Regions from separate parts of the Homo sapiens genome. Here all the other regions are linked to region 1. Evidence: chromatin contacts called from ENCODE Hi-C or POLR2A ChIA-PET data. All regions are on one chromosome and are shown on one strand. The core of a region is the stretch at or near the end of the contact, and the rest is flanking DNA. Distances in the headings are between cores, read along the strand shown. Region 1 has its middle 6.1 kb from the start of GNG13. Region 2 holds the start of SPSB3 (splA/ryanodine receptor domain and SOCS box containing 3). Region 3 holds the start of UNKL-AS1 (UNKL antisense RNA 1).

What was found. A loop is a pair of places that touch in the nucleus more often than their neighbours do. ChIA-PET counts read pairs that join two places held with the same protein, here RNA polymerase II (POLR2A). Pooled maps may share reads with other maps.
Region 2: a loop to region 1 is called in a map with no recorded cell type, with 10 times the contacts of the local background. The contact joins the promoter of SPSB3 here to the enhancer-like site in region 1. A Hi-C loop is called at or near these places in 6 of 37 single-sample maps with no recorded cell type and 8 of 50 pooled maps.
Region 3: a pooled map shows a loop between it and region 1 (6-fold over the local background). The contact joins the promoter of UNKL-AS1 here to the enhancer-like site in region 1. A Hi-C loop is called at or near these places in 1 of 37 single-sample maps with no recorded cell type and 2 of 50 pooled maps. POLR2A ChIA-PET finds 5 or more read pairs at or near these places in 1 of 52 experiments (activated CD4-positive, alpha-beta T cell).

What each region holds. Positions count from the first base shown.
Region 1 is chr16:804,253-809,318 of GRCh38, forward strand. No RefSeq gene overlaps it. Among named protein-coding and RNA genes, the nearest start is that of GNG13, 6.1 kb to the left of the region's middle. RefSeq lists enhancers at 1-270, 3,586-3,815 and a silencer at 3,296-3,505. Within about 2 kb of position 2,884, at least 33 of the 41 ENCODE cell types and tissues checked have a DNase peak (open chromatin) inside an H3K27ac peak, as active enhancers do.
Region 2 is chr16:1,779,744-1,784,809 of GRCh38, forward strand. It overlaps SPSB3 (splA/ryanodine receptor domain and SOCS box containing 3), which reads right to left and starts at 2,828. Exons shown (of 7, transcript NM_080861.4): 1 at 2,759-2,828; 2 at 1,615-1,752. The coding sequence starts at 1,740. It overlaps EME2 (essential meiotic structure-specific endonuclease subunit 2), which reads left to right. Exons shown (of 8, transcript NM_001257370.2): 8 at 1-1,959. NUBP2 (NUBP iron-sulfur cluster assembly factor 2, cytosolic) reads left to right here and starts at 3,217. Exons shown (of 7, transcript NM_012225.4): 1 at 3,217-3,293. The coding sequence starts at 3,278. RefSeq lists silencers at 2,436-2,795, 3,296-3,505, 3,933-4,159 and an enhancer at 3,006-3,155.
Region 3 is chr16:1,406,216-1,411,281 of GRCh38, forward strand. UNKL-AS1 (UNKL antisense RNA 1) reads left to right here and starts at 2,179. Exons shown (of 2, transcript NR_188570.1): 1 at 2,179-2,677. The region is part of intron 2 of UNKL (unk like zinc finger); the gene reads right to left. RefSeq lists silencers at 1,957-2,134, 2,013-2,062, 2,113-2,182, 2,453-2,602.

The DNA of each region.
Region 1 (5,066 bases), core at 1,634-4,133:
CAGCCTCGGGGTAGCGTGCCTGCCTTAGCTCGGTTTACTCTGAACAGCTGCAGGTCAGTGCGTGGTTACAGTCGCCGGAGGTTTCCTACTTAAGAGACGCCCGTCTCCTGAAAAGCTAGGTATGTCTTTGCTAACCAGAAGCATGGCCTGAGGCAGGAGGTCCTGGAAGGACAGAAGCAGGCTGGGCGGTGGATCCCCACAGGCTCGGACGCCCTAGCTCCTGGCCTGAGGACTGGAGGTCAGTGTGTCACCAGGAGCAATGCCAGCTGGGCTCCCGGGGATGGGGTGCTGCCCCCATTCGGAACTTGAGTGTGTTTAAGGGGAACCGACGGGCAAAATAACAGCCTGCTGGGTTCAGAGGCCCCCACTGCCGGCTCCACCAAATTACGCTCTTCCAAGAGTACCAGCTCAGAAGTCGCAGATTTTCCAAAAGAGAGACACATTTGCTCAGCCGAGGGTGGTGGGAGGCCTTGAGGCGAGACCTTTCCAAGGTCTGTGGGGGAAGGGAAGGGAGAGTGAGTCGCGCCTTCTGCCCCAGGCCACCCTCCGGTGTGTCGTGGTCCCTGGGGCGGCTTTCCTAGGAGCCCGTGATCCGCAGGGTGGTGGCCAGAGCCGTGCAGCAGCCTGACAGGGCTTCTGGCTTTGGGAGAGTCCCTGCCCACACAGACGGACACTTGCTTTGGGATGACTAGGCTGGGTGCAGTGGCTCACACCTGTCATTCCAGCACTTTGGGAAGCTGAGGCTAGAGGATCCCTTGAGCCTGGAAGGTGGAGGCTGCAGTGAACTGTGATCATGCCACAGCTCACAACAGGGAGACCTTGTCTCAAAAAAAAAAAGGGATGACAAAGGTCCCGTGATTTTGCCTAAGGACACCTAGAAGTTAAGACGGTGTGTTCTGGCCTCTGGCTGTCCCCACGGCTTCATTCAAACATCCCGGGCTGGGTGGCCACCACTGTAAGTGCATCAGGGCCCAAGGACCCGCCTGTACCTCTAACCACAGGACATGCTGTGAATCCAGGTTGGCCTCTAAGACCCTGGATGGGTCACGCCACAGCCCATCAGGGATCCTGGGACCCCCAGTGCAGGGGATGGCCCTGCTGCTGCTTCCGGGGCTAGGGAAACCACAGAATGTCCAGTCTTCCAAATCTGATTGGCAAATGGGTTTGGCAGAGCCTAGCCAGATGCTAGGATGGCCCGAACTGACCAGAAGCCCCCGTGCAGAGGTGGCTGCTGGGGACAGCCAGGTCACCCCAACACGGGTGGGGCAGCTGCACACCCCACTTACCACCCCATGGGTCACAGGCCTCGAACGTGCATCCTGCTACGTGGAGACCAGACCACAGGTGGCCAAGCTCCGTCTCGGGAAATAAGCCTGGGGCCCTGGGCGGCCGGCACTCACTTCCTGGCTATCTCTACCACCCCATGGGGCAGGAAGACACCCGCCTGCATTTCTGAGCTCCCAACCAGCTCAGGAACAGCGCAGCCGCTCGCAAATGCAGTGTGCGAGGTACAGACCGTTCCAGGGCCTGGCCTGCGCCCACAGGGAACTCCTGCCATGCGGGCCCCTTCTCACAAGGGGACACCGCCCACCCCCAACCCCTGGGGCCCAGAGCAGCCCCAGAACAGACACAAGCATCCCAAAAAGGGGGTCACTGGGGTAGATGCACACATCTGGGGACCCTGTGTGTCATCCCAAGTGGGCCATAGCCCTGGGCATCTGGTCTTAGGTCCCAGGGCTTTGCCAGCAGAAGCCTCCAGGTGTGCAGGGTCTGTGCTAGAGGCCTCCAACCGGCCACCATGGGCTGTCCACCCGTGTGGCAGCACCCGGGTCCCTGCAGCGCCTGAGACTCCTCGCACTCAGTGGACAGCAGAGCGCCCCTGAGCAGCCTCGGTATCTGCAGATGCACAAGGCTGGCTGGGGCAGAAGCAGGGGAGGGAGGGGCTCTGAGGAAGGCGCCTGCGTCCCCACAGATCAATCACTTGATGTTTGACATGACCTGCAAACGTTTTATTTGCAAAATACAGAGAGTAGACGACAGGAAGTAGCGGCTTACACCTGTAATCCCAGCACTTATGGAGGCCAAGGCGGGAGGATCCCTTGAGCTCAGGAGTTGGAGACCAGCCTGGACAACAAAGTGAGACCCTGTCTCTACAAAAAAATACAAAAATTAGCTGGGTGTGGTGGTGCGCACCTGTGGTCCCAGCTATTGGAGAGGCTGAGGTGGGAGGATTGCTTGAGCCTGGGAGGTGGAAGCTGCAGTGAGCTGAGATAATGTCACTGCACTCCAGCCTGGGCAACAGAGTGAGACTCTGTCTCAAAAAAAGTTGAGGCCGGGCATGGTGGCTCACATATGTAATCCCAGCACTTTGGGAGGCCAAAGTGGGCAGACCACCTGGCCAACATGGTGGAAACCTGTCTCTACTAAAAATACAAAAATTAGCCAGGGGTGGTGGCCTGCGCGCCTGTAGTCCCAGTTACTCGGGAGGCTGAGGCAGGAGAATCACTTGAACCCAGGAGGTGGAGGTTGCAGTGAGCCGAGATCATGCCATTGCACTCCAGCCTGGGCAACAGAGGGAGACTCCATCTCAAAAAAAAAAAAAAAAAAAAAAAAAAAATGTTTGGGCCGGGGGCGGTGGCTCACGCCTGCAATCTCAGCACTTTGGGAGGCGGAGGCAGGCGGATCACGAGGTCAGGAGGTTGAGACCATCCTGGCCAACACGGTGAAACCCTGTCTCTACTAAAAAAAATATACAAAAAAATTAGCCAGGTGTGGTGGCGGGCGCCTCTAGTCCCAGGTACTCGGGAGGCTGAGGCAGGAGAATGGCGAGAACCCGGGAGGCGGAGCTTGCAGTGAGCCGTGATCGCGCCGCTACACTCCAGCTTGGGTGACAGAGCGAGACTCCGTCTCAAAAAACAAAACAAAACAAAACAAAACAAAAACAAGTTTGGAGCCACGCGGCCACAAGCCTCTTAAGGACGCCTGGAGCTCCCAGAGCCCCCAGGAGCTCAAAGAGGCAGGAAGGGTCCTCCCTATAGCCTCTGGAGGGATCGTGGCCCCCATTACCTTTTCAAAATGTCACCTCTCCCCGCGGTGTGACCCTCGAAAGCTAGACGTGCCCAGGAGGCAGCAGCCCAGGCCCCGCACCTTCCCTCCCGCTCCCTCTGGCCGCCGGGCCTCAGCCAGCGCTGCTCCCTGACCCGCCTGTGCCCTCGCCAGGGCCCCTCGCCGCCGCCTCCTGCCGCCTCCCGATATGGCCAAACACCCGGGCGCGAGCCCCGCGTGCAGGCGCCGGGCCTGGGCCCCTGTGGCCGTCCCGCCAGCGGCCGTCTTCTGTCCCTGCATTTAGAGAAGGGGGATGGCAAAGGGACCCGCCAGCGGATCCCTCTTACAGGTGGGGAAACTGAGGTAAGACGGTCAGGGCTGGCCCCAGGGCGTGGCGGGCCCTCGGGGCAGTCGCCCAGACCACCCGGACGGCCCCGCTCGCAGCCTTCGCCCGCCCCGGCCAACTTTTCAACCGACCGTCGCGCGCCGTTTACTTCCGCCTTGGGAGATAATTTCCGGGTCCCGGCAGGAAAGGGTCAGCCGCGCACGGTGGCCGCCCGCGTGACGTCAGCGCTCGTCGCAGCCATCTTGGCTCCTGGCAGCGGCTGCCCAGGCCTCGGTCGTGGGCTGGGCGGCCATGTTGGAGTCGGGCAGGGCTCTCATATCCGGTCACTCTCCACTGGCGATGATCGATTGCATTTGACGGACGCGACGCTGGTCGAGAGTCGCTCGCGTTGCTCGACGTTTTCTGCAACTCCAGGACCGTAAAATATCTCGAAGACGGCGAAAGTCGCAGACCCCTGCAGAATCAGATGATCCAGAAGGATGCCCGCTGTCTTTTTGGTCCATTTCAGTTGTAAACCAAGAAGTAGCCGGGACAGGCCTCGGTGGGCTTCGGAGCGTGGCTCGGCAAGGTCGAGGTCGCGCCTGGGGGGACAGGTCGATGCCTTTCTCCAGAGATGGTTTTGAGGCCTCCGTATTTAAAGGGGGAAAGCGGGCTGCGGGGTAAGGAAGGCTCCGGTCCTGTTTCTGAGCCCACGGTGGGAAGAGAAAAGGAGGGGCGGGGGGTGGGGGGCTGGGGTCGCCGATGATGCGTCCGCAAGATGAGGGCAATGGAGAGTGAGATCTGACCTCGCGTCTGTAGTTACCTGCCCAACAACACAGGGAGAGGCAGTAACTTGACCGGCTCCGTCTTCGGCTTCGTTCTGTCCTTTTGGCAGCCTGAATTGGGGTCCTGAGCTTTTACTTTCACACCGTCCTCCACAGTTTCCTAAATGGGATCTGGAATGCTTCTTCCCTGGCACGCCTGTGAGATCTGAGGCAGAAGCCAGTGTACAGAAACAGGTGTCGCATCAGTAGGCATTCTCCAGAGGCCGACCAATATATTGGAGAGACGGATTAATAGACGGATGATAGTGGGTTTGTCAGGGGAATTGGCCCATGCGGTTAGGGAGGCCGAGAAGTCCCGGGAGGGATGCCATCTGCAAGCCGGAGACCTGGGATGCTGGCAGCCTGGCTCGGTCCAAGTCAGGAAACGGAAGAACCAGGGGAGCTAAAGGTGTGACTCAGGCCAGGGCTGAAAGCTGAGAATCCAAGGAGCCGCTGGTGTTAAGTCCTGGAGTCCCAAGGCTGGGGGCCCTGTCCAAGGGCAGGAGGAGGAAGAGAGAGTCCCAGCGCCAGGAACAAGAGCAGAACTTCTTTTCCCTCTTTTTTTTTTTTTTTTTGACAGAGTCTCGCTCTGTCTCCTAGGCTAGAGACAGAATGCAGTGCAGTGGCACGACCTCAGCTCACTGCAGCGTTCACCTCCCAGGTTCAAGCGAGTCTCCTGCCTCAGTCTGCAGAGTAGCTGGGACTACAGGTGCATGCCACCATGCCTGGCAATTTGTTTTGTATTTTTTAGGAGAGATGGGGTATCACCATGGCCAGGCTAGTCGCGAACTCCTGACCTCAAGTGATCCGCCTGCCTCAGCCTCCCAAAGTGCTGGGATTACAGGCGTGGACCATCGTGCCCAGCCCCTTTT
Region 2 (5,066 bases), core at 1,578-4,077, 980 kb after region 1:
CTGCAGGCCCATTTGGTGACACAGGACAAGCAGCACATGTGTCGAACACTGCCGAGCCCGCAGGCACGCCTGCATCCCACAGCCACGAGCCTGTGAGGCTCAGGCATGTGACCTGCAGGAGCTGGAGGCGGGCGGGAAGGCAGGTGGGGGCCTCTCCCTGGCTGGAGCAGGGAGCTCCAGGAGACCTCAGGACGGCCCCCACCCGGTGGGTAAGGACCCTGTTTCCCAATTTGCCCCCAAGGCCTAATGGACCCACCGGGCTTAGGGAGTCCTCACTCAGAGGAGAGGAGCCCACCCCTCCCAGGACACCTGGCTGAGCCGGAACAGCAGCGCAGGGGAGCTGTGACAGCAGAGAGCAGCACCAGGTCACACAAGCAGCCGCCCCGGAAGGACACGGCCCATGGTGACAGAGGACAAGCAGCATGCGTGTGTCAGACACTGGCCTGGCCTGTGGACACGCCCGCGTCCCACAGCCATGACCCTGCGAGGCCAGGAGAGACTGCTCCAGGGCACATGACCTGTGGTAGCTGGAAGTGGGGCAGGGAGGCGCAGCCACACTCCTGCTCTGGTCCGAGGGAGATCTCAGGAAACCGACTGGGAAATCACCCCCCACAGGGACCCCCACCCCTCCCAGCCTCACTGCGCCCGTCAGGCCAGGCAGCTGCCCTCAGGGTCTGCCAAGGTGGGGGTCAGGGGCCATGGGGGCAGGTAGCTCTGCCTGCAAAGCCCACAAGCATGTCAGATCACCTGGGCTGCAGACAGACAAACACCTGAGCTGTTCTGAATACCTTCAGGTTCCTGGCCTCCCTGAGCAAGTGCAGAAATTTTTACCTTCAAGGATCAGGGTTTTTCTGTTTGTTTGTTTTTTAACACACATATATGTGAACAAAGAGTATGCGTTTGTACTGGCAGAAGAAGCGTCTGGTAAGACAACCAGCAAGTTAACAATGGTCACCTCCAGAAATGGGCTGGGTAAACCAAAGAATTTTTTTGTTTTTGTTTTTTTTGAGTCAGGGTCTAGCTCTGTCACCCAGGCTGGAACGCACTGGTGTGATCACGGCTCACTGCAGCCTTGACCTCCCTGGCTCAAGCAATCCTCCCAGCTCAGCCTCCTGAGTCGTTGGGACTACAGGCACGTGCCACCACGCCTGACACATTTTTTAAATTTTTGTAGAGACAGTGTTTCACCATGTTGCCCAGGCAGGTCTCAAACTCCTGGGCTCAAGTGGTCCTCCAGCTTCAGCCTCCCAAAGTGCTAGGATTATAGGTGTGAGCCACAGTGCCCAGCCCCGTAGTGGAGAATTTCTGTTGAATGAACCAAAAGCAACTGCCAACCTCTCCATGCACCATGTGTTTCAGAGGAGAAAGCACAGTGAAGAATGCAGTGTGTTCTGAGGTCCTGTCACCCCTGAGGCTGTGTGTGTCCTTTGCCAAATTAAAGAGTCTTACTGAATGCGGTGCATCCAGGAGACAGGCCCAGGTTTGGACTGGTCCTCTAGCCTCAGAAGCATCTTTTTCTCCGACTGATTCCGTGTTCAGGTAATGTCTGCCTGCCTGCCTAGGGCATCTCCACACCTTAGGCCAGCCACGTCCGCCTCGCCCGCTGGAACCTACCTGCCCATCAGAGTCGTAGCCCCAGTTAGTGGAGCCTGCTAGAGCCACGGCCCGGGCATCTGCGTCTCGGCGGGCTGCACTCAGGACGAAGTGCCAGGCCCTGCTGTTCCGGGGGCGTCTGGCCATGGTGGAAAGAATCTAGAAGAAAACACAGGCTCTGGGCAAAGGAAGACTCACAGCACTCCCAGCCCTGAGCTTCCAGGCTGGGCCACGGACCCACTCAAAGTGGGGACTGCAGGGGCCGCACCGGTGCCCAGCCAGGGCTCCAGAACGCTTCAGGAGCCCGTACCTCACTCCAGGATCTGAGCAGCTCAATAAAACCCAGGTAGATCCTGTGAAACGCCACCCAGACACCCATGACTCCGGAATGCGAATCCCAGCCCCTCTCTCCGGTTCCACCTCACGAACCTGGCTGCCCCGCCCGCCTGTCCCGCAGGCATCTAAAACCTCCACTCGCTCCTCCTCTGTCGTCCGGTTTGACAAATGGCATCTCCGGCCTCCCAGTTCCTCATGCCAGAAGCACCGTGACCGCTCCCCGACACCTTCCCCTCACGCCCGGCCCGACCGCCGCACCCGCCTGCATCCTCCTCCCGCCACCGTCTCCTGGGCCGCGCAGCTCGCCTTCCCCTCCGCTCGCTACCGCCAGGGCTCCTCGTGAAACACAAATCTTAAAACCTGCTCAGCGCTGGCCGCTGTTATGGTATAAAATGCAAAAGGCTGCGAGGGCCAGGTCTGCGCTTCCCAGGCCACCTGCCTGGCACCTCCCTCGCCAGCTCCGGGGTTCCCGCCTAGCCTTCCAGGGCCGACCCCTGCGCCGGGCTCGCGGCTGGCAACGCCCGCTGGGCCCCGGGTGGGGTTCCAGGGAGGCCGGGGCGGATCGCGGCGCCCGGACCGCCGAACCCTGCCCAGCCCCAGGCGAGCGCGTGTGCAGCGGGAGCCGCCCTCCCCGGCGGCAGCCCGGCCTGGCTGTTCCCTCCCGCGGGCGCGCGGGTTCCGGAGTCGGCGGCACCGGGGAAGCCTCTCTCGGGCGCGGCCCTCCGGAGAGGAACAAAGGCGGCGCCCTGGCCGCGCTGCTACCGCCGCGCCCGCAAGGTCAGCGCGCCCGCCCAGAGCCCGAGACGTCGGCCCGTGCCCCGCCACTCACCTGCAGCCCCCGCTGCGCGCTCCGCCGGCCCGGCCCTGACCCACTTTCCGCCCCGGAGCGAGACGTAAACAATCCCCGCCCCCTGCGCCCATTGGCTCCGGCGGCGAGGGGCGGGCACACCTGTCTCGGAGCTTCGGGAGAGGGGGCGGGAGTCGGGTGACAAAGCTATTGCCGAGAGGTTTCAGGAACTGTCAGTCCTAATCCAACGTTCCTATTGGTCAGTTCCCAAGCGGTTGGAGACAAAGCTCGCGCGCACATTGGACCCGGGTGGGAGGTGGTACCGCAGGCCGCGTTGACCGGAAAGTAGGTCCGTGTCATCGTCTGCGCCGGAACCTGCGGGACCGGATCGAGAGCTCCTCCGGCAAGCTGATTGGCTGGGACAGCAGGATTAGGCCTGTCAAGAAGAGCCACGGGCGGGCACGCACTGCCCATTGGTTGGAAGGCCCTTCGCTCTAGCTGGGAGGCTGACGGCCCGCGGGCGTAAGCGGACTGCAGCCGCGAGCTCCTGGAGGCGGCGGGATGGAGGCGGCGGCCGGTGAGTGGCGGGCCAGGGTGCGGAGCCGCTCCAGGGCCTCGCTTGGGGCCCCGCCGCGTCCCTTCCCGGGGCGGCCTCGCTGCGTCGCGCGCCTCCGGTGCGACCATCACCGGCCGGCGTGGCTGGGCCGGGCCAGAGGCCGCGGCGCGGGCATTTTCTAAACAGGGTCGTTTCCCGCGTGCTCCTGCTTCGATGTGGAAGCTCCGTGATCTCGGAGGGCCTGAGTCGTGGAGTTGGGGGAGCTTTTAAAGTTAACTTTGTTGAGCACCGCGTTGTAGGCGGGCGCGGTGGCGCCTGTGGGCCCCGCTATCCTGGAGGTCGCGGTTGCAACTGCACCGCAGCCCGGGCAAGAGCGAGACCCTGTCTCTAAATAAATCACACGCGCGCAGTCATGAAAGTAAGACGGACGCCAGAATCTCACATGCTTTTAAGTTCTTTGTGGAAGTGGCGCTCTCAGTGTTCAGAAAAGTGTAAGTTGCGCGGGACAGAATTCACACCAGTGGGGACGATCCGTTCGCCAGATCAGCGCCGTGGGCCCTCCTGAGTAGTGGGAGCCGCATTTATCTTCTAAGAGACCTCGAGTCCGATACCAAAAGGAAAACATTCCTCGGACAGCAAGGTCTTGCAGCACAACTCTGACAGATTAGAAACCGAGTGCTGGAGTCTTTTGTTTTTGAGACGGAGTCTCGTTCTGTCGCCCAGGCTGGAGTGCAGTGGCGCGGTCTCGGCTCACTGCCAGCTCCGCCTCCCGGGTTCACGCCATTCTCCTGCCGCAGCCTCCCGAGTAGCTGTGACTACAGGCGCCCGCCACCACGCCCGGCTAATTTTTTGTATTTTTAGTAGAGACGGGGTTTCACCGTGTTAGCCAGGATGGTCTCGATCTCCTGACCTCGTGATCCGCCCGTCTCAGCCTCCCAAAGTGCTGGGATTACAGGCGTGAGCCACGGCGCCTGGCCCAGTGCTGGAGTCTTATTCCAGAGGAGAAGCCTGGAAAAGCCTGTCCTTATTATCAGGACGGATTTACTACAAAGTAAGGATATTACTGAGATTGATAGAAGCTTTTTTTTTTTTTTGAGACAGGGTCTTAACTGTCGCCAAGGCTGAAGTGCAGTGGCACGATCATAACTCACTGCAGCCTTGACCTCCTGGGCTCAAGCGACCCTCCCACCTCAGCCTCCTGAGCACCTGGGACCACAGGATGCACCACCCCGCTTGGCTACATTTTTAATGTGTAGACATGGGGTCTGAATACGTTATTGAGAGTGGTGCGGAACTCCTCCTGGACCGAAATGATCCTTCCACTTTGGCCTCTCAGAGTGCTGGGATTACTGGCGTGAGTCACTGCACCTAGTCCAAGCTTTCGTTTTTTTGTTGGGGGGAGACGGAGACTCGCTCCGTTGCCCAGGCTGGAGTGCAGTGGCACAATCTCGATGACGGCTCACTGCAATCTCCACCTCCCAAGTTCAAGCAGTTCTCCTGCCTCAGCCTCCCAAATAGCTGGGATAACAGGCACACGCCACCACGCCTGGCTAATTTTTTTTGTATTTTTAGTAGAGACAGGGTTTCGCCATGTTGGCCAGGCTGGTCTCGAACTCCTGACCTCAGGTGATCCACCCACCTCGGCCTCCCAAAGTGCTGGGATTACAGGCGTGAGACACCGCGCCCGGCCCCAAGCTTTCTTTAAACGGGGAAAATATGCACATAAAAATTCAAAAGGCCTAGGCTGGGCAAGTTGGCTCATGCCTGTAATCCCAGCACTTTGGGAGGCCGAGG
Region 3 (5,066 bases), core at 929-3,428, 600 kb after region 1:
TAATTTTTTTTTTTTTTGAGACAGAGTCTCACTGTTGCCCAGGCCGGAGTGCAGTGGCACAATCTCAGCTCACTGCAACCTCTGCCTCCTGCGTTTAAGCGATTCTCCTGCCTCAGCCTCCCGAGTAACTGGGATTACAGGCACCTGCCACCATGCCTGGCTAATTTTTGTATATTTAGTAGAGACAGGGTTTCACCATGTTGACCAGGCTGGTCTTGAACTCCTGACATCAGGTGATCCGCCTGCCTTGGCATCCCAAAGTGCTGGGATTACAGGCGTGAGCCACCGCGCCCGGCCTAATTTTTTTGTAGAGACAGAATCTTGCTGTTTCCCAGGCTGGTCCCAAACTCCTGGGCTCAAGCGATCCACTTGCCTAGGCCTCCTGAAGTATTTGGACTGCAGGTATGAGCCACTGCACCCGGATGCCTCTGAGTTTTAAAGACTGCTCGCACGTCCCAGGCCGGCCGTGGGCTTTCCTCTTGCTCCCAAAGCCCAAGCTCATCATGAGATCAGTTTAAACAGCAAATTCTACACACCCTGAAGTGAGTGGAACTTTCACCTACGCCTTAGGTCCTAAGGCATTCAACATTTTAAAATTAAATATTGCAAGAGGATCTTTTAATAGAAAGATCAGACTCCTGGCCGGGCACAGTGGCTCACGCCTGTCATTCCAGAACTTTGGGAGGCTGAGGCAGGTGGACCACCTGAGGTCAGGAGTTAAGAGATCAGCCTGGCCAACATGGTGAAACCCCATCTCTACTAAAAATACACACATACACAAAAATTAGTTGGGCATGGTGGCGCACGCCTGTAATCCCAGCTACTCGGGAGGTTGAGGCAGGAGAATCACTTGAACCCGGGAGGTGGATGCTGCAGTGAGCCGAGATCGTGTCACTGCACTCCAGCCTGGGTGACAGAGGGAGACTCGATCTCAAAAAAAAGAAAGAAAGAAAAAAAAAAGATCAGACTCCAGACCCGCCAGATACAAGCAGCAACAGTTAATCTTAGAAATGGATACTTGGAAAAGTTTCTCCTCCCACCAGTTACTCACAGAATGCACAGTGGAGACCCAGCTAGGCACACCCCGGACCCATCCAGACAGGAGTTCTGCACCTGCCGGACGACAGAGGCCTGGGGAGGCGCACAGGGCAAGCGGGAAGTGTCAGGTCTGTCAGGTGACACCGCCAAACAGAGCTCTGGAAAGAAGACAGAGGCCGGGCGCAGTGGCTCATTCCTGTAATCCCAGCACTTTGGGAGGAGAGGTGGGTGGATTACTTGAGCCCAGGAGTTCGAAACCAGCAAGACCCCACCCCTACAAAAAATACAAAAATTCAGCTGGGCGTGGTGGTGTGCGCCTATGGTCCCAGCTACTTTGGAGGCTGAGGTGGGAGGATCACTTGAGCTCAGGAGGTTGAGGTTGCACTGAGCCAAGATCACACCACTGCACTCCAGCCTGGGCGACAGAGTGAGGCCCTGTCAAAAAAAAAAAAAAAAGGACAAACCTGTGTCTGTGTGTCAATCTGGAAAAGTGGCACCACAGGAATGGGGCAAGCCTGTTTTTTCTGAGAACGAGACCCAGGGTGGCTGCAGGGCCACAGTGCAGGAGCGCTCTTCTGGACAGGGGTGGGCTGGCAGATGGCCACTCGTTCTGTGGCTACACAGCTGCAGGCCACGTGTATTTTTTTTTCCCAATGAAAATGGGCCTAGAGGCTGGGCATGGTGCCTCAGGCCTGTAATCTCAGGACTCTGGGAAGCCTAGGCATATGGATCGCTTGGGTACTCCGGAGGCTGAGGCACGAGGATCAGCTGAGTCCAGGAGGCAGAGGTTGCAGTGAGCCAAGATCGAGCCACGGCACTCCAGCCTGGGAGACAGAGCCAGACCCTGGCTCAAAAGAAAAACAAAAAAAAGATGGACCCTGGAGAGGCCCGGGGTCCCGCGGGGCGCCTTTTCTATTTCTTTACCGCAATCTGTTTAAAGAGAAAAGCAAGCGCCTGCCCCTCAGCTACACCCCCGGGGCCTCAAGGCCACGCCCACATGGGAGCTGCCCCCCCCCCCAACGACCAGGACGGTTCCCACGGGGGCGGGGCTTCACACGTGACCCGGGACAGCCAATCGCGGGCGCGCAGCGGAGGGGCGTGTCGCGCGGAACAAAAGGCCTTTCCCGAGCGGGGCGGGGCGGGGCCGAGATCACGCTGATGCCCACAGGACCGGCACGGCGTGGGGTGCAACAAGGGGCAGCCACCCACCTAGGAAAGGGTGCACAGTGGGGGCACCCACGGGGGCAGGCACCGGAGGGGGTGCCCACAGAGGATAGAGGACGCCGAGAAGTGACCTGGGGAGCCATAGGATGAGGAAGAGAGAAGAGATGACAGCAGGGGCTGTAGGAGGTCACCCTCCACGGAGGGAGGGGTGACGGCAGAGGCGTCCGCAGGAGCTGGTACCGGTGGGGCTGCCCCCAGGGGGGGCTGACAGAGGCAGCAACTGAGCAGGCAGGGGTGGAGCGAGGTGCCAGCCTGCCGTGGAAAGGAGACGCCAGCAGCGGGGGGCCCTCCTGGGGTCCCAGTCCTGCTCTGCCCCACAGCTCAGCCCCAGCACCTCCAGCCACAACCAAGAGCAACGCCTGATACGGGCTAAGGGTCTCTGCTCTCTGATACACATTCATGTGTAAAATAACAGGTTGGTAGTATCAACACCCAAAATAGAAATTTCTTTTTTTTTTTTTTTGAGTCTTGCTCTGTCGCCAAGGCTGGAGTGCAGTGGCGCGATCTCGGCTCACTGCAACCTCCGCCTCCCACGTTCACGCCATTCTCCTGCCTCAGCCTCCCAAGTAGCTGGGACTACAGGTGCCCGCCACCATGCCCAGCTAATTTTTCTGTATTTTTAGTAGAGACGGGGTTTCACCATGTAGGATGGTCTCGATCTCCCGACCTCGTGATCTGCCCGCCTCGGCCTCCCAAAGTGCTGGGATTACAGGCGTGAGCCACCGCGCCCAGCCAAAATAGAAATTTTAAAAACCAATGAACTAAAGAAAAGGAAGGCCCTGTCCTTATTCTGAACGTTCCTTTATTTACAAATTCCGAGGCAACCCTTAATGAGAACCAGAACGGGTACTTCAATAGGACAAACTGGCTATTCCCTTTGTTCAGCGATGAGAAAGTCCCACTCCCGTGGAATGAAGGATAATTATGGAGGAGAGATCTCAGGGGAGGCAGCCTGTCAGACACTTCCTAAAGGGCCGGTCGAAGCAAGTCATTCACACGCTACAAACAAAATCTTAAATAAAATAAGGAAATTTCCTTACTATGTGTGCATATACCCAGGTATCCAAAACAAAACACCAAACAGGCATCTTAGCCCCACTTACCACCCTCAATTATAAACTGTAAGCCATTCAGACAGCAGGCTAATATTTTTGTAATGATGTTATGGAACTGCTACTTGAGCACAGCTTGAAGTGACCACCTAGAGGCAGGCGCTTACTACAGCACTGTCCATCCCTGTAAGAACTGGATACCACCCTGTGCCTAGCAGTGAGGCTGAGTCCACACCAAGACACCCAGACTCCGCAACAAAAACTTATGAGGCCGGGCGCGGTGGCTCATGTCTGTAATCCCAGCACTTTTGGAGGCCAAGGCTAGCGGATCACCTGAGGTCAGGAGTTCAAGACCAGCCTGGCCAACATGGTGAAACCCATCTCTACTAAAAACACAAAAATTAGCCAGGCATGGTGGCACACGCCTGTAATCCCAGCTACTCAGGAGGCTGAGGTACAATAATTGCTTGAACCCAGGAGGCAGAGGATACAGGAGCCCAGATCGCACCACTTCACTCCAGTCTGGTAGATAAAGCGAGAGCGAGACTCCATCTCCAAAAAAAGAAACAGTTATGAAAAGATGCTTTCTCGCCGGGTGCAGGGCTGCACACCTGTAATCCCAGCACTTTGGGAGGCTAAGGTGGGAGGACTGCTTAAGTCCGGGAGGTCGAGGCTGCAGTGGGCTGTAATGGCACCACTGCACTCCAGCCTGGGTGACAAAGCAAGACCCTGTCTCAGAAAAAAAAAAAAAAGAGAGAAAAAGATGCTTTATCTTTATGCATTAAAAGCATCACCTGGCCAGGCACGGTGGCCCATGCCTGTAATCCCAGCACTTTGGGAGGCCGAGGCGGGTGGATCACCTGAGGTCAGGAGTTCGAGACCAGCCTGACCAACATGGAGAAACCCCATCTCTACTAAAAATACAAAATTAACCGGGCGTGGTGGCACATGCCTGTAATCCCAGCTACTTGGGAGGCTGAGGCAGGAGAATCGCTTGAACCCGGGAGGTAGAGGTTGCGGTGAGCCGAGATCACGCCACTGCACTCCAGCCTGGGTGACATAGAGTGCTGCCAATCAGTGCCCTGTATTCAACACTGGAGTGGGGTCAGACAGGCTGGGTGCTCGTCTTCACACTTCCAGGACCCCCACACCAGAGTTAAGCAGCAGTGGCCCTACTTGCAACTCAGGATCCCAGGTCTGGGCAGATAAGGGGCTTGACCAAGGGAAATCAGGGGCTGAGCCCAGACATCAACTAGACAAATACCTGCCTTTGAAAGCCCCATTTGCGGAAAACAGTGGCTTAAAAACCAATTCAATTATGCACTTTCAGAACCGCCTTGAAGTACATCACCATCCTAACCAAAATGGGCTGACTACATTATTTCAAGTTTAGGCATCAACCTGCCTTAACAACACTATGGCCGGGTGTGGTGGTTTGCACCTATAATCCCTGCACGTTGGAGAGGCCAAGGTGGGAAGATCGCTTGAGGCCGGGTAACACAGCGAGACTCCATCTCTACAAAAAAATTAAAAATGAGCCGAGGTGTGTGGTGGCTCACACCTGTAATCCTAGCACTCTGGGAGGCTGCGGTGGGAGGATCTCTTGGGTCCAGGAGTTTGAGACTGAGACCAGCCTGGACAATGTAGCAAAACCCCTTCTCTACTAAAAATACAAAAACAATTAGCCAGGCGTGGTGTAGAGAGTCTATAGCTCCAGAGGCTGAAGTGGGAGAATCACTTGAGCCCAGGAGG